Linked DNA regions of Mus musculus: region 1 is linked to region 2. Evidence: chromatin loops called from intact Hi-C (ENCODE). Cell type or tissue: left cerebral cortex. All regions are shown on one strand. Each heading gives the region's core, and the rest is flanking DNA. Links, peaks and the distances in the headings are about the cores only.

Region 1 (7,454 bases), core at 1,607-6,606, 200 kb before region 2:
CTCTTCAGCAGCCCACGTAGCTGCTGGGCTCTGGTTCTGGAGCCACAGCTTGGCAGTTTATTGAGAGATGATGATCTGTCTGGAGCTCTGCTCCTTTCAGTCTGGTCCGGTTCTTTCCCTGGCTCTTTGTCTGGGACTTAAATTCTAGGAGCTAAAGGTTTTCCAGAAAAAAAAAAAAAAAAAAAAAAAAAAGAAAGAAAGAAAGAACCCCGAACAAGAAGACTAAACTCAATAAACGAAAGCTCATCCTCGAACCTGGATCTTATTAATAAGCCTTGTCCCTGCCCCATCTCCAAATAGCCTGCCCAAGTCCAAACCACACACCCTGCTTCTCAGCGTTTTAAGCTTGGGAGGTAGGGAGGGAGAAAAGAAGGAAGGAAGGGTTGAGGACTTGGCCTGGACTCAGTGGACCTAAGCTAAGTTGGCCCACCCGGCTGGCTGGCTCACAGGATCTCGAAAGACTCACTACTTTACAAAGCAGGGCGCCCAGCCAACCCGCCAGGGCTCAAGCCTGGATGCCGCGGCTACAGACCCAAAGCGCCTGCCACGCCCCTAAAGGGTACAGCGCGGCTGGGGAGATCCGGCGGGATGCCAGCCCCAGGAGGCTCTGCCTTCTTGGAGATCTCAGTCCCTGTTTGGCGGCCTTCCTAGTCTCCAAAGGTGGAGGGGCCTCCTCCCGGCTGGCAGTCCTGTGGCGTGGGATTGGGGCCGGGGCTCAGCCACCTGCGGCTGCAGAATCACAATGCAACCGAGCATGGGTGGCGCGCTCAAGCCTGGCTCACTGCTTTTTGCTCAACCTGGCTGTGCATTCTCCACCGACATGGCTTAGTTGCGGACTTAGTGGGCTGCACGCCTGTCCCCTCTGACCTTTGCCTAGGTTTTCTGTCCGTATGCTGGAGAGAAGACTCCTTCGCCGACAATTCTTCCACACTCCGCAATGGCGGTTGTCTAACCCTTTTGCAGTCCGCTTCCGAGGCAGGACCTGTTCTTGGTTTCTCTACTCTTCTGCTTCGCGAGACAGATGACCGCAGCGCTGGGACCCAGGACGCCCAAGAAGCGTCCCCCAGGCTCCTCGGTGCGCGTGGGGGGTCGCGAGGCTAGTCTCAGGTTGGGATTTCCCTAACCAGGCCTAGCCTCTTCGTGGAAAAAGGGTGGAGGTGCCGAGGCAACGGCTCCTGAATGTCCATCATTTCGACCGACTGTCGGGTAGATTTCTCAAAAATCCCCTCTCGTCCGAGATCCGATCCCGGAATCAGATGAGAGGGCACGTCATCGCGCGGAGCAGCTCCTTTAAAAACCATCTTGGATCCGCTAATCTGGAGCAGGAATAAACACACCCTCAACAGCAGATTTGCAGGGATATGGCATTAAATGTGCAGAATGCTATCCTGTTAGGATATGTTAAGCTAGTTTCTGATGGCAAGCCCTAACCTTGCTGATAAAAGTTAAAACGGCAAACATGTCCCCGAAGTAGGAAATGGCCATTTTGTTCATTTGTTGATTTTTTTTAAATTTTAAACTAAACAAACCAACATTTCCCGCTTTGTTGGGAAGTCAGAGGCTGTGTTCTTTTTGTAGCCGGCCTTTCTGAATCAGTCACAAGGCGGCTACTTTCCCTCCCTCGCTGACAGAAGTTACAACTCTTTCTTACACAGACAGGTTTGGAAGTATTAAATAAAACAAATCAAAACTGTTTCCAGGACAACTTGGAGTCCTAACCAATAAAATGTATCACAGACCAATCTTCCCTGAAATTCTACATTGATATCAAAGTAGAAAAAGACACCTGTTTGGTAGACAATAGCTGTATTTAACCGATTGCCAGGAAGGAAAAGTTTGATCAAGAGTGGTTTGAGGCGAGGGAAGAGGAGGGGAGGTAAATACTTGAAGGAGAGACAGGACTTTTAATTACATTCTGGAATTAATAATCAAATATAAACGAGTTACTTCATCCACTAGACACCCAAGCACTTTATATTTGGAAACCTTGTATCTGAACCGCAGCTGGCGCTTAAGCGAAGCACTCTCTTCGCTTTAGTGTTATTTTATGAAAAGCGGACAAGCGGAAGAAGCATTTTTTTTTTTCTATTTCCCTGTAGTACCATCGCTTAGCCTTTAAAAGAAGACCTCAAACCAAGCCAGGATGCGGGTGGGGGAAACTGGGGTGTAAGGAGGAATGCCGTTTTTTAAATAAATGAAATGGAAAAGAATGTAATCTCTTTGGCTTTTGTTGAAGTATAGTTATCTTTTCGGGGCATAAAAACTTGTTTCCGCACCCCCACTTCCTTTTCTGGGGGCAATAAAGAGTTTTCTTTAACCCCAGGGCAAGGGCTGAAGCGGGTTCGGGAGGGCGCTGTGTATCTCCCACTGCGTCCAATAGGGGGCGCTGGCGTGAGACCGCGGAGTCGCTTCTCTTCTGAGCTGCTCCCGGCCCGACCGCGACAGCCGCTGGCGAGGTCGAGCGTAGAGCTTTCGTCTTTGCGGATAAAAAGAGATTAAAGGCTAAATTCTTTTTGGGTGGTGTGTGTGTGTGTGTGTGTGTGTGTGTGTGTGTGTATGAAGAGAGGGTATCAGTTTTAACCAACTATGAAAATGTAGAGCTTTGATGTTCTTGTAAAGAAACTCCTATGGGTTGTAAAATTATAAGGTTTCTGAGCCAATACGCAGCTACACTGTGTGTGGAAATTATTTAATTAAAAATATATTTTTCATACGTTCATACGTTCCTTTAGAAGTACTTTAAAAGCTGACGCTTATTCTTCTGGCTGGCCTGTTGACCCTGCCACAAGTTTCTAATACTTTTATTTTAGCTGTGTTGAAGGCCCTTCTGTTAATTCGAAGTGGAAAAAAGAGACTCAAATATTTAAATCCCTCACTAAACAGTTACTGGTCTGTTTCCTTCCATACTTTCTTTAAACGCGGCAGTTATGTGATGGACACATTTTACTCTGTTGGCGCCTCAAAGACAGGTATAAATGACAAAAAGGAATTCTAATAGGAAAAACTGGGTGTTGGGCCACATAACCATCGTTAGTACAAGAAGTCTAAATAAAATTGTAACCCCACCCACACCCACCCCAACTTAAAAAAAAAAGAAAACCAACCAACTACCCTTCACCTGTATTTAAATAGCGTGTCTTTAATTACAGCGGCGGGGGTTGCCTGAGGCTGGAATGAAATTAGCAGTCATTACCGTCCTTTAACTCCGTGGTGCTTTGATCAGCACTAGATTAGTTTTGCAGTTCTAACAAAGGCTCTACAGCAAGCAGTGGGCTGTAAATAAGACCGCGCGACCTGCCCTCAACACCTTTTCTCTTGTCAATCATAGCTTTATCATTCAGCCCAAGATTAACCTTTATCTACCAAAATTTTAAATAAAAAAAAGAGGGAAAAGAAGGAGGAGGAGGACGACGACGACGAAGAGGAGGAGAAAGAAGGAAAGGGAGGCCCCTGGCCACTGCACGCCTAGGTGACAGAGGTCCTCAGGAGCCTCCTTGAATTGCGATGATGGGCGGGTGTCAGGATCCTCAGACTGGCCTTCCCAACCACACTTCTCAGGCTGAGAAGCCCCCCTCCCCCCACACTGCTCATCCCCACAGGGCCTCGCTCCACGAATCAAACAGCCAGCCATCCTCAGCTTGGAGGCAATACGCGCGCCAAAAATCACCTGTACTAAGTTTCTGGACGGAAAAATACCTATCTTTTCTACTAAGTGCAGAGCAAAGCAAAGCAAAGCAAAAACAAACCAAATCAACCAACCAACCAACCAAACAAGCGCAACAAAAACCACAGCTTCAGCAGCTACAAAAAAAAAAAAAAAACCTTTGCTGAGCGTGGGATGGCGAAGGTAATGTCGTCCGATTTGTCATTAGAGGGCGCCAGAGAGTAGCCCAGCGCCCTAGCCAGCTTTTCTCAGCCCTCCCAGATCCCAGCCTCGTCAGCCTCTGTATTCCCTCTCAGGTAATATTTCTTGATGATCCTGCCCCCTTGCGTTTCTATCTCCCTCTATTCCAGTTGCATAAAGAATGAGGGTTAGTCATGTCCCCTGTCTCACTTTTTTAAATTCAAGCTCTCTTTCACCCCAATTACAGCACACCCCCACTCCCCCAGTCCCAACAGGGATCGAAGTGAGCCCTTCAGCATCTAAGTCACTGCGGTCTGCACAAGGATCTTAGTAGGAGAGCAATACTAGAATTTAACAGTTTTAAGATGGAAACCCGAAAATTTTCATTATTGGATTTACCTATAGGGACTCACAGACGTTTAGTTTTTGCTTAAAAAGAAACACACACACCCCTTTCATACATACATACAGCACCTTGATTACGTTCAGACCTCAAAACTATCTGCCCCAAAGAGAATAAAATGTCACTTCAATTCTGCATTTGTTAAAGAGATCTTAATTAGCATTTAATTCCCAAACTTAACACCTTCTGACTTAAATCGGCCTGTGTTAAATAACTGCTACACAGGGTGGGTATCCAGCTCTCTTAAAGGTCACACAGACACACACACACACACACACACACACACACACACACACAAAGAGGCAGAATGAGAGGAGAAGAAAGTGAGTGAGTGTGTTGGGGGGTGGGGAGAGGTAGCTAGCCTTGAATGTCAAAGTTGGGTTGCAAGCTACTTACGCGACCATGCCAGATCAGGGTGTTGTCTTGTAGCAGTTTGATTGGCAGGTAAAAAGCACTGAACGTGAAGGCTCCGGAGCCTCTCGTCAGCCCAAGCTGGATCACTCCTCACCGGACAGAACGAGTTGAAGGAGCTCGCACTTCCCCCCTCTTTCTCCATCCAAAGCACGGAGAATCCATTTAGGCTTTTCTTCGACCAGTCTCTCCCATCAGCGTCCTGCCTTCCGCGCACCACCTTACACCAGCCTCCAAGACCTAGTCTAGCTTTGCCTCTGCAATCCCCTGCAACAAGAAAAATCGTTTATGGCTTAAAACCCCAAATGGCTGATTTTTTAAAAGAGAGAGAGAGAGGGAGAGGGAGAGAGAGAGAGGAGAGAGAGAGGGTGAGGGGGAGAGAGAGGGGGAGCGGGAAGAATGCACCCAGAGAACAACAAAAAAGTCAGTTATCCTAACACTGCTCTATCCCCCACCGTACAGAAGAATAAAAAAAAAAAAACAAGCTTTATGTTTTTCAGTGGGTATTCAAAGATAATTTGATGCCATTGTTTCTGCTACAGATGGTTCTTTTAAATACAATAACACGGTTCTTTGTGCAGGCTACTCACAATAAAATCCAAAGCGTTCCCCTGAATAACCATTTTGTTCTCTCTTGTATGGGGCCAACAAAAGATTCCGTGAGGTAATGGGTTCTGTTTATTGAAGCCCATAGAATAGGGGGTTGATAAAGATTTTTTTTTTTTTAAGCAGAAGACCTTGGAAGGTCGGGCTGATCTCTTCATATTTTTTATTAAAATATTTGTCCAATACATTATTCCTTGGTGCAGCTGCAAGCTTCCTCCTCAATTCTTAATCAGCCCAAACATCTGTCTCTGGAAGGCTTTAAAAATCTGCATGCAATTGTATCAGTAGTGCAGTAACCTTATGAAACCCCAAATCTTCAGGCTCACTACAGTCTTGAAGGCAACGCAGTTTCAACTGCCTCTGGGGGAAAGGACGGTTGGGGGGAGAAGAGACAGGCAATCCCAGTTCCAGTAACTTAAGGAAATGTGGCTTTCCTCTTCCCAGGCTGGCGGACCATGCTACCAGATGAATCAGCCACACGTATCTCAACAAGGGCTTCTTCCATCTTGAGATGTGCCTCTTCCATGTGCACAGGAGGGGAGGCATGGCTCCCCTCCACTTCCCCCCCCCCACCCCCCCACTCCAAGCTGGCCTTCCTCTCTGCTAATCTAAAAATCCTAGGCTGGGAGCCTAGGCTGAGAGGAAGCAGTTAAAGGTCTCTAACACCCAGTGAATCCTACTCTTAGCTCTCTTTGATTCATTCCTAGCTACTTGTGACTTTGAAGGGTCCTGGGATCGGACTGATGGCCCACCTCCAGCCGCAGTGCCCCACTCTCAGGGTGGCTCTTCCAGCCATCTGCTCCCTTTCTTTCAGTTGCTTCCTCTCACTTAGGAAACCCAAACATGAAAACTCAAAGAGGGTCCGAATGAACCTTGAGCAGCGCCCCCACAATGGGACAGGAGACACTGCAGGGAAGTGGTGAGTTTGGGGCGGACCTTTCTGGCTACATGGAGAACAGGCTGCTCTTTAGGCCTGCAAGAGCCCAGAGCCACAGACTATACTCTCCTGACTTATGCCGTCAGTGGTGTAACAAAACCTTGGCAGCAAAATCATTTTAGGGCTTATTTCTTAATAATTTAATTTCTAAATTATTTGAGACAGGGTCTCACAAGGCAGCCCCAGTTGGCCTGGGACTCACTACACCAGGCTGGCCTCGTTGCCTCTGCCTCCAGACTGCCGAGATTAAAGGGTGCACCATCATGCCTGGCTTAAATTATTTATCGTATAAATTGTTGAGATAAGCAACCTAATAGAAGTCTGAAAAGAATAAAAATTGTGGCACAACTTTAAAAAGTTAAGCATTTCTCTCTCTCTCTCTCTCTCTCTCTCTCTCTCTCTCTCTCTCTCTCTCTCTCTCTCTCTGTATTTTTGGTACAAAGTAAAAGGTTTCCCAGTGGCCCTGGTTGTCCTGGAGCAAACTCTGTTGACCAGGCTGACCTTGAACTCAGAGATCCTCCTGTCTCTGCCTCCCCAGTGCTGGGATTAAAGGTGAAGTTAAGCATTTCTTAAGACTGGTTGAAAAAAGTGAGCCCCATTTGGTGCTGTAAAGCTCAATCCTAGCATGCATGAGGTCATAGGCTTAATCCCCATTGCTGCCAACAAGAAAAGACCTTGAGCCCGTATGAGTGTGTGTGCAGGGAGGGAGGGATCTTTATGATTGCCTATGGAATGTGTGGGTATTTTCTATTTGGGGCACTGTGGGAGTGTGTGTGGCACCATACAATCAGTAGGAACACTTCCAAGAACTGTGGGGATGAGGAAGGCAAGTGTGACTTGAATGCCCACGTTGTCATAGCAACTGATTCTGGAAAGACCAGAGTGACCATTGTACCTCTCTCCCTATGTTTCCACTATTTAGATTTACAAGGATGTGGTCAAAGTTTCCCCATTTTTTACATGGACTGAAAGAAGACTCAAGCTGATGACCCCTCTCCACTGAGGAAGCTGAGATTAGATCTGTACCATCCCAGCCCTAAGAAGTTTGAAATTAGTTGTCCCTTGTCTCCTGGAAGCAATCAAGAAGGTGTGGCACATGCTTGTTTGTGTTCGTGTGTGTGTGTGTGTGTGTGTGTGTGTGTGTGTGTGAGAGAGAGAGAGAGAGAGAGAGAGAGAGAGAGAGAGAGAGAGAAGAATGTAAGTCACCAAAAATCTAAAAAGGGTTAATGCAAGGGCTTTGCACGCAATAAGAA
Region 2 (7,454 bases), core at 930-5,929:
TAAACAGTTGCTAGTTAAATATTGTTTAAAGTATACACTCCTTTATTTAAAAGGGCCAAAGATTAAAACTGTACGTTAAAAAGAAAATTTGACAAATGCATACTAAGCAAAAAGCAAGTGTTCTCAGAGAGAAGTTTTTATGCCCCCACACAGAATTCTGTTCATTAATCCAAATGTGTTTTCCATTTATTAAATCATATGAGGCAGATGGAAATTATTTTTAAATAGATTTCTTAAAAAAAATTAGTAGGGAGCGTTTCTCCATAAAGCAAAGAAAAACATTACAATAACAGAAAACGGGTCAGGATGCGCCTGCACAGAGGGCATATCAAAGCGTGTTGTCGCCCGCTGTCTGTATCAGCAAGCTGACTGCTCAGGGCCAGAAAAATCTGCCATGTAGGTCCGACTCTTCACTGAAGCTCTTAAATGCGCGCTCGGAAACTACAAAGTGCTGAATATATTTTCAGTCTTTTTATGTGACGATTTACAACTCGTGACCTTAGGCAGTGTTATGCGCGTAAAACAAAATGACGAGACCACCCTGGTTCAGAGCTGAATAAAGGTAGTATAGAATCAAACTTCATTATCATTCAAATGTCAGGAGGGAGAACAACAGAAACTCCACAGTACATAGATATATAATTCTATTTTGCAGTTTTACTTTATAAAAATGCCCCCTCTTCACTTGTATTTTGCTATTAACCAGCTCAGAGCAAGTAGACAATTATCTAAGCTTAATGTTGAAGTAATAACGTGCTACAAACATTAAAACCCTTGAGGCACGTCAGCTGGGGCCTGTGGGGGATAAAGCCGCGACCAGTTGCTCCTCGGGCTGCCCACCCTGACGTTCAGGAAAATTATCGTTTTGCTTGATTCAGACCCGGACACTGGGAGCCCCTGACATCGGGATGACTGTGCTGGCAGCATGCCTCCTGATACCCACAAGAGCTGTCCCTGCTCTCTGTCCCATGAAAGGAGTCCTTGTTACTTCTCTTTGATAGCTGGCACACTGCCCCTTTCACAGACCCAACGAACCGTCATCTTGGATGTAACAAATTAGTACATTCTCAGAATAATAATAAGCGCAGGCATGAAAACACCGTTGTTTTTACTTGGAAATGAAGTAACTCATTTTAGCTGAGTGACTTTTTTCAGTGCAGCACCCCAGGCCAAAGAGAAAAAAAAAAGAAACTTTTTTTCCCCCTTCTGAAAAGAATGGTCAATTTCAAGAGAGATATGACACACGCTTTACTGTAAAAATCTGAGAAAGTCAAATTAATTGGGGGGGGGGAGAGCTTTCACTGTAGAATAATTAAAAAGAAAATTAGGGGCTCAAAGGAAATCCACACGTACCTAAGTGATGTGTCATTAGAGAAATAGGATCGGAGATGACTCACCATGGTACTCAGTTCTGATACCAGGTTAAGATGTATCTTGTGAATTTTTTTTTCTACTTGTAAAAAAAAAAATTAACTAGGAGTTAAGAAAAGATCCGGTATAATAGAAAACTAATTGAATGTCTCGAGTGTTAAAACACTAGAGAGTACCATGAGCATGTTTTCATATGTTAATAACCATGTCAAAATGTTCTTCCAGTTCTCAGAAACATTTCCTTACCGGTGAGGGAGCTTCTCTAGTCTCAGGACCGCTCCTTTTACTACATTAGTAAGAGAAAGCTAATGTTTACACATTTGCATATGGGATGAATCTACTTCAAAGGCGACCCACAACCACACGGGAAACACCTTTGCTCTCTCCCTACCTGGCAACCTCAGAAAGTCTGGAAAAAAAGGCCATGAGAACCTCTGTTACTGGATCTTCACAGCCGCTCCAGCTAAGGGCTGACCTAGGCTCCAAATAGCGAGTGTCCTTTTCAAATAGACGGTCAGTTGAGATTGGAAGAGCTGCCAAGAAGTGCGGAAGAATAAACTAAATAAACACTTATTTATACTCTTGTAGATACGGGCCAATGTGGACGTTAGTTAGCTCCAGAGGACGGCCTAGAGATTTAACAATCACTAATTTGTTCTCTGTTCTCGCTAGCTCTTGTCTCCTGAAATAAATGGTCATATTTTAATACAAAATGTACTATAAATTTATTAAACTTTCTGGTTCAGATGAGTTCAAAATATCTCATTATAAACGGAGACTGTCCTGAGAGGCAGTCAAGCATGATTAAAAAGATCACTCTTTTACACAAAAAAATAGCCTTCTTACTTTACCCTTTGTTGAAAAGACATTTGGCCAGCCACAGGGGAAAGACATAATCTACTTTTATATTCAAATAATTTATTTGAAAACTCCATGGCTACGATGACCCTAAATAATTCTGGGTTGAATATACATATTACATGGGTTTATGTGACCTTAACCACTGACTTGTTTTAATGTGCCATCAATGATTTTAGCAATTATTTTTTTAAAGGAGAAAGACACATTCTAACACTTTGATTTAAAAATTGCCATTAAATAAAATTATAAGGAAAGTACACGTTAAAGCGCAGTGTATTTCTGCCAATAAACCCGCACACCCAGAGTCAAGCTTGGGATGTTACTTGCTGTCCTCGAGCAGCACCCATCTCTCTGATCTGACTCACATTCCAATACACCATCTACCTGGTGACAACGTGTCAGAAATGGTGCCATCGCTATTTGGCTTTCATGGAGACAAACAGCACTTGCGGAGCATACAAGGCTTCTCTGAGGATCCGTTCTGTTTAGCTCTGGGCATTTGGTCTCAGCATCTTGATGATAAGGTTAGTTGTATAGGCTCCAGGCAACAGAGAACTTCATTTTGAAACCTCCTCCCCACCCCCACCCCACCACCGCCCCAGGAGCCAAAGAAGAGGCTAGCAGTGACTGTTTGCCCATTTGCTTTAAGACACTGTCCCTTTCATTCAGCTGCCCAGCCAGTGCCCACTGTTACATAACAGCAGAGAGTGGCGGTCCACAAAGCAGGTAGGACCCTCCTAAATACTCAGCTCTCTTATTTAGGGTTTTAAGAAAACAGACAGTTGTCAAGCAGCTGTACAAAGCATTTAGGAAACTGTTCCTACATTCTTAATTTCTTTCCTGTTTACCAGTCGCAACCAAGCCCTAAAAAGTCCAGAAAAGGAGTCCAGAAAGTTTTCTGATTTTTGCTTATGTTTTTTTCCTTCCAACTTCCCACGGTACGCATGAGATATACCCCCCCCCGCCCCCCTGCCACCTCCCCATACAGAAAACCAAAATGCGAAATGTGGACTTGTGCATTCCGGGCGCCTCCCCAGACTCTGCCCCTCTTCCAGCCAAGCAGAATGAGTATCTGGGCTAACCACACATTTCAGGACAAAGGAGCTAATTCATGGGGGAGGGGAGACCACACACCATTTATAAGGTTTGTTCAGTTTACAAGAAAACCATTGTCAATGCTTTGTTGATTCATTATCAATGACCCTCGTGACAAATAACAAGTGACCACCTCCTGGCTCAACTCTCCAGCATCTTCCCCATGCAGGAGCAGCCGGCCTCTACTGGGCTAATTGCTAGTCAAGAAAACTGGAACTGTGGGGACAGGAGATGGCTCTGATCACAGATGTAGCCTTTAGCTTGAAGATTTGATGGAACTGTGGTTCTGGTACATGGAATATCTCAAACAATAGGGTAGTGCTTGCTTTTACTACATGACTCTGCTGTGAAGAACCAAATTCCAGTAGAGGGAGAGAAAAAGCCAGGAAAGGACCATAGAGGCTTATGCTGCTCTATGCAGGGGCCACCGCCAGGATGTTTCAGTTCCTACAAATCTTCTTGTATCCCCACCTACAAAATAGGACTAAAGTATTTTTTTTTGTAAAAAAAAAAAAAAAAAAAGGGAAAATCACCTTAAAATCCTTTGTTGGAAAAATGTTATACAGAGAACGAGCATTATCTTCCTCGTCCATTGAACCTTTGTACTTTTTTCTCTGTCCTGAGGGAAATAATAAATTGACATATTTTCTATCATCAGAGATCCTTTTAAGACCACAATGTGATTGCACTCCATGCGCCTCACACTTATCCCCATTAAAAACACACAAAGGGCCGAAGGCACGATAGGACTGGGTGGTACAAAGGGCGCACCAGATCTGCTGTCGTACAACACGGGTGCTCCTGCATCACCTGGCCGGCTCCAAGGCAGCGACAAGCAGGCCCTGTATAATTTCCTGCTGAAACTGTGCTCTATGGGAGAAAAGCACACCGATTGTACTCCCTGTGGTCGATTGGCTGCAGATCAGCTCTGTTCCCCAGCTTCTCCAGCACTTTTAGCAGCACTGTATCTTTTTGACTGGCTGGTTTAGCTGGAAACACAGGAAGGAAATCTGTTATTGGGACACCTATATAGTAGCATTGTCTCTTCTTCTTCTCCTTCTTCCTCTTCTCCTTCCTCCTTCTTCCTCCTCCTCCCCCTCTTTTCTTCTTCTTCTTCTTCTTCTTCTTCTTCTTCTTCTTCTTCTTCTTCTTCTTCTTCTTCTTCTTCTTCTTCTTCTTCTTCTTCTTCTTCTTCTTCTTCTTCTCCTTCTTCTTCTTTCTTCTTCTCCTTCTCCTTCTTCTTCTTCCACCTCATCCTCCTCTTCTTCCTCTTCCTCCTCTTCCTCCTCCTCTTTATCCTTCTTCTAACAAACCAAAACCACCCTGAAACTGTTCTTTATGAGGGGGAAGCAGAAAAAATCCTTCTACTTGTTTCTTCAACTGCATCAGCTGTGAAATTCCAAGTGGTTTTCAAAAGAAGGTAAGACAGTAGTGTGTCAAGAGGCTGGAGAGAAGGGCATTCTTAGGGAGCACTGAGGGAATGTTCTCAGTAGATACATAACACGGAAAGAGGATGTAATCAAATGATCCTAGTGATCCATGCTAAGAGGGGGTATAAGGACCGTGAACTGAGGCTGTCTGGAGGGCAGCGCCCAAGCCTCTATGGACCCTATATGTGTCCTTAGAAGTCAGATGTTCCTTATCTCAAGTGAGTTAAGCTCTGAAATAAAATTGTAGTGACAGAGGAGAAGCGAGAGAGACTACCAACACTGAAGTCAGAGGATACAAAAAAAAAAAAAAAAAACAGCAGAAATTTCTCCCAAACACTAGATGTTCTTCCCAGAGGGGTGTGAGGGAGCTTTCATACCTAACCCCTCAGGGCTCCATCTGCCTGTCAGATTATTCTGAAGACACGTGTTGTTCAACAACCTCACAAGAAACAAGAGGCTGTATTGACTTAGGGTTGTTTTAGTTGTAGATCTCTTTGGACATCTAGTTTGAGAAAGGGGAGGGGGAATTCATGGTAGATAATATTGAGGCTGACCAAGATGGAGAAGCGAGATGGCCACCAGAGGTAGTACCCTCTTCCTAGTGTTCAGGTCACTCTGGATTCACGGACAATGACTCTCTGCCCTGTAATAAGTGCCCTTAAAACCAACACTTCTTTGCTGTTTCTACTTTTACTTATTTAGTCCTGGCCATGTGGCAGGCAGTTGGTCAAGCTTTATAAGTGTTGCGTAGTCCTCTTCATAACTCTGTACCCTAAATACCATAGTATAGCAGCCTCCATGCTATGGATGAAGAGAACAGAACCTTGAAGAATTACAAAGCTAGCCTGAATCAGCCTATATTAAAGTATGGAGTCAGGACTGTGCCCAGCTCTGGAAATCTGCTTCTTGCCTGGGACTATGGAACACCTTCTCTTCTCTCTTTTCTCTTCTTCTCTTCTCTTCTCTTCTCTTCTCTTCTCTTCTCTTCTCTTCTCTTCTCTTCTCTTCTCTTCTCTTCTCTTCTCTTCTCTTCTCTTCTCTTCTCTCCTCTCCTCTCCTCTCCTCTCCTCTCCTCTCCTCTCCTCTCCTCTCCTCTCCTCTCCTCTTCTTTCTCCTTCTCCTCCTTCTCTTTCTTTCTCTTCTTTCGCTTTCTTTTTCTTTTTCTCTTTCTCTCCTCTCCTCTCCTCTCCTCTCCTCTCCTCTCCTCTCCTCTCCTCTTCCTCTCCTCTCCTCTCCCTCTTCCTTTTCCTTCAGTCCTCTTTCTCCTCCTCCTTCTTTCTTGTTTTGAAATTTTGTTTTATTTTAATCACTATTCTTCAGGATTATCATAGACATACAATAATTTGTATACTAGGTCAAATTTTATAAGTAGATTTAAGTGCTTTCTCACTAAACTAGGTTTTATTTTTATCTAATCTAGCAGGAATGTTCTGAGTAGGAATAATTCTTTAGATTTTCATCAGTATATGTTACTGATATTAATATTATGATATTTCCTCACATGTACACAACATATTTTGAGGAAGATGACCACCTTTATCCCTCTGTGTCACTCAAGTTGTGGGCTTGGCTCACTGTATTTTTTTCTGCATCTGCCCCTGTCCTCTAGCCTCTGAACCAGTACATGATTCTCTACTTCTGTGATCTCATCTTTCTTAGATACAACTCATAAATTAGGTCATGCGATATCTGCCTTTCTGTGCCTGGCTTCTAGAACTAAGCTTGGTATGTTGAGAAGACAGCCACGTGTTCATGTTCAAAGCGATGCTCTTCTTAAAAGCCAAGATCAGGAAGATTTACTCCCAGATGAAGGGATAAGAAAATCATGGTACAATACAAGATGCAATTGTGTCATATTATGTGAGAAGTCAGGCCCTTGCTAGTCTTCAGTGAGAATTCAACAACATGTAGACTTGTTAGCTTCTTTTAGCTCAGGCCTGTCTTCTGTGCACCTTGGTGCACTTGCCAAACTCCCCTCTTCATCACATCCCACTGGCCAGTGTTGAGCCAATGACTTTGTTTCTATGTGGCTCAACTTCTGCACTAATGAAATCAATATATTAATTTTTGCTGATATTGCTTGTGTCTCAATGAATTAATACTTAGAAAGGCTTCCCTGAACTTAAACATGCACAACAGATATTCGTTGTTTAATCTTATTTTAGCCTTATATTTATGTTTATATAAAGTCTGCATTGCTTGCTTGGCCAGCGTATGAATAATTCAGTTTGGACCTTAGAATTTTTGCAGCTTTGGGATTCCCGAGTTCATCTGGGAGTTTAGTACTTGATAGATAAGACTGCATCTAAAGTCATGGTCAAAGAATGTTGGTATCCAACCCAAATCAACTGACCCAGAATCCTAAAGGCAGGTCCCAGGAAAGTGCCTTTAAAGCAGCTTTCCATTTATCTTTACGTACGATTAAGTTTAGTGACTATTCATTACAGCCTAAACCCCAGGTCCACTGAGGAGAGAACAAGGCCATGGAAGGTTAAGGAATTCTCTGCAGACGAGAGTGGGGGAGAAAGCCCATCTAGTTTATGGAATGAAAAAATTGGCACATCTCACATCACCAGTGAAACACAAACAATTCCAAGGGAGCTTCAGCAACAGTGTGGTCCCAGCCTTTGTGTTAGGATAAAAGAGGGGCGTGAACGCAGATGAGGCTTCAAATGTGATTCCAGGTCCGTTGGCAGG

What was found. A loop is a pair of places that touch in the nucleus more often than their neighbours do. Peaks named below come from ENCODE experiments on the same cell type or tissue, not always from the same donor. Only the 100,000 strongest peaks of a DNase experiment are listed, where the experiment ranks them.
Region 1: it touches region 2 in a loop (6-fold over the local background); 6 of 42 quality-filtered maps call a loop at or near these places.

Annotation. Positions count from the first base shown.
Region 1 is chr3:34,635,829-34,643,282 of GRCm38, reverse strand. Sox2ot (SOX2 overlapping transcript (non-protein coding)) reads right to left here. Exons shown (of 5, transcript NR_015580.2): 3 at 4,644-4,925. It overlaps Mir1897 (microRNA 1897), which reads right to left and starts at 4,819; the gene lies at 4,741-4,819. In left cerebral cortex, for the core only: CTCF peaks have their summits at 2,361 (motif pointing right), 3,887 (motif pointing right) and 6,122; DNase peaks (open chromatin) are centred at 2,364, 3,605, 3,909 and 4,772; H3K4me3 peaks cover 3,090 bases; H3K27ac peaks cover 4,348 bases.
Region 2 is chr3:34,437,425-34,444,878 of GRCm38, reverse strand. It overlaps Gm20515 (a long non-coding RNA gene), which reads left to right and starts at 6,039. Exons shown (of 3, transcript XR_003954604.1): 1 at 6,039-7,454. In left cerebral cortex, for the core only: no CTCF peak of the experiment used is centred there; DNase peaks (open chromatin) are centred at 2,649, 2,880, 3,387, 4,155 and 2 more places; H3K27ac peaks cover 3,373 bases.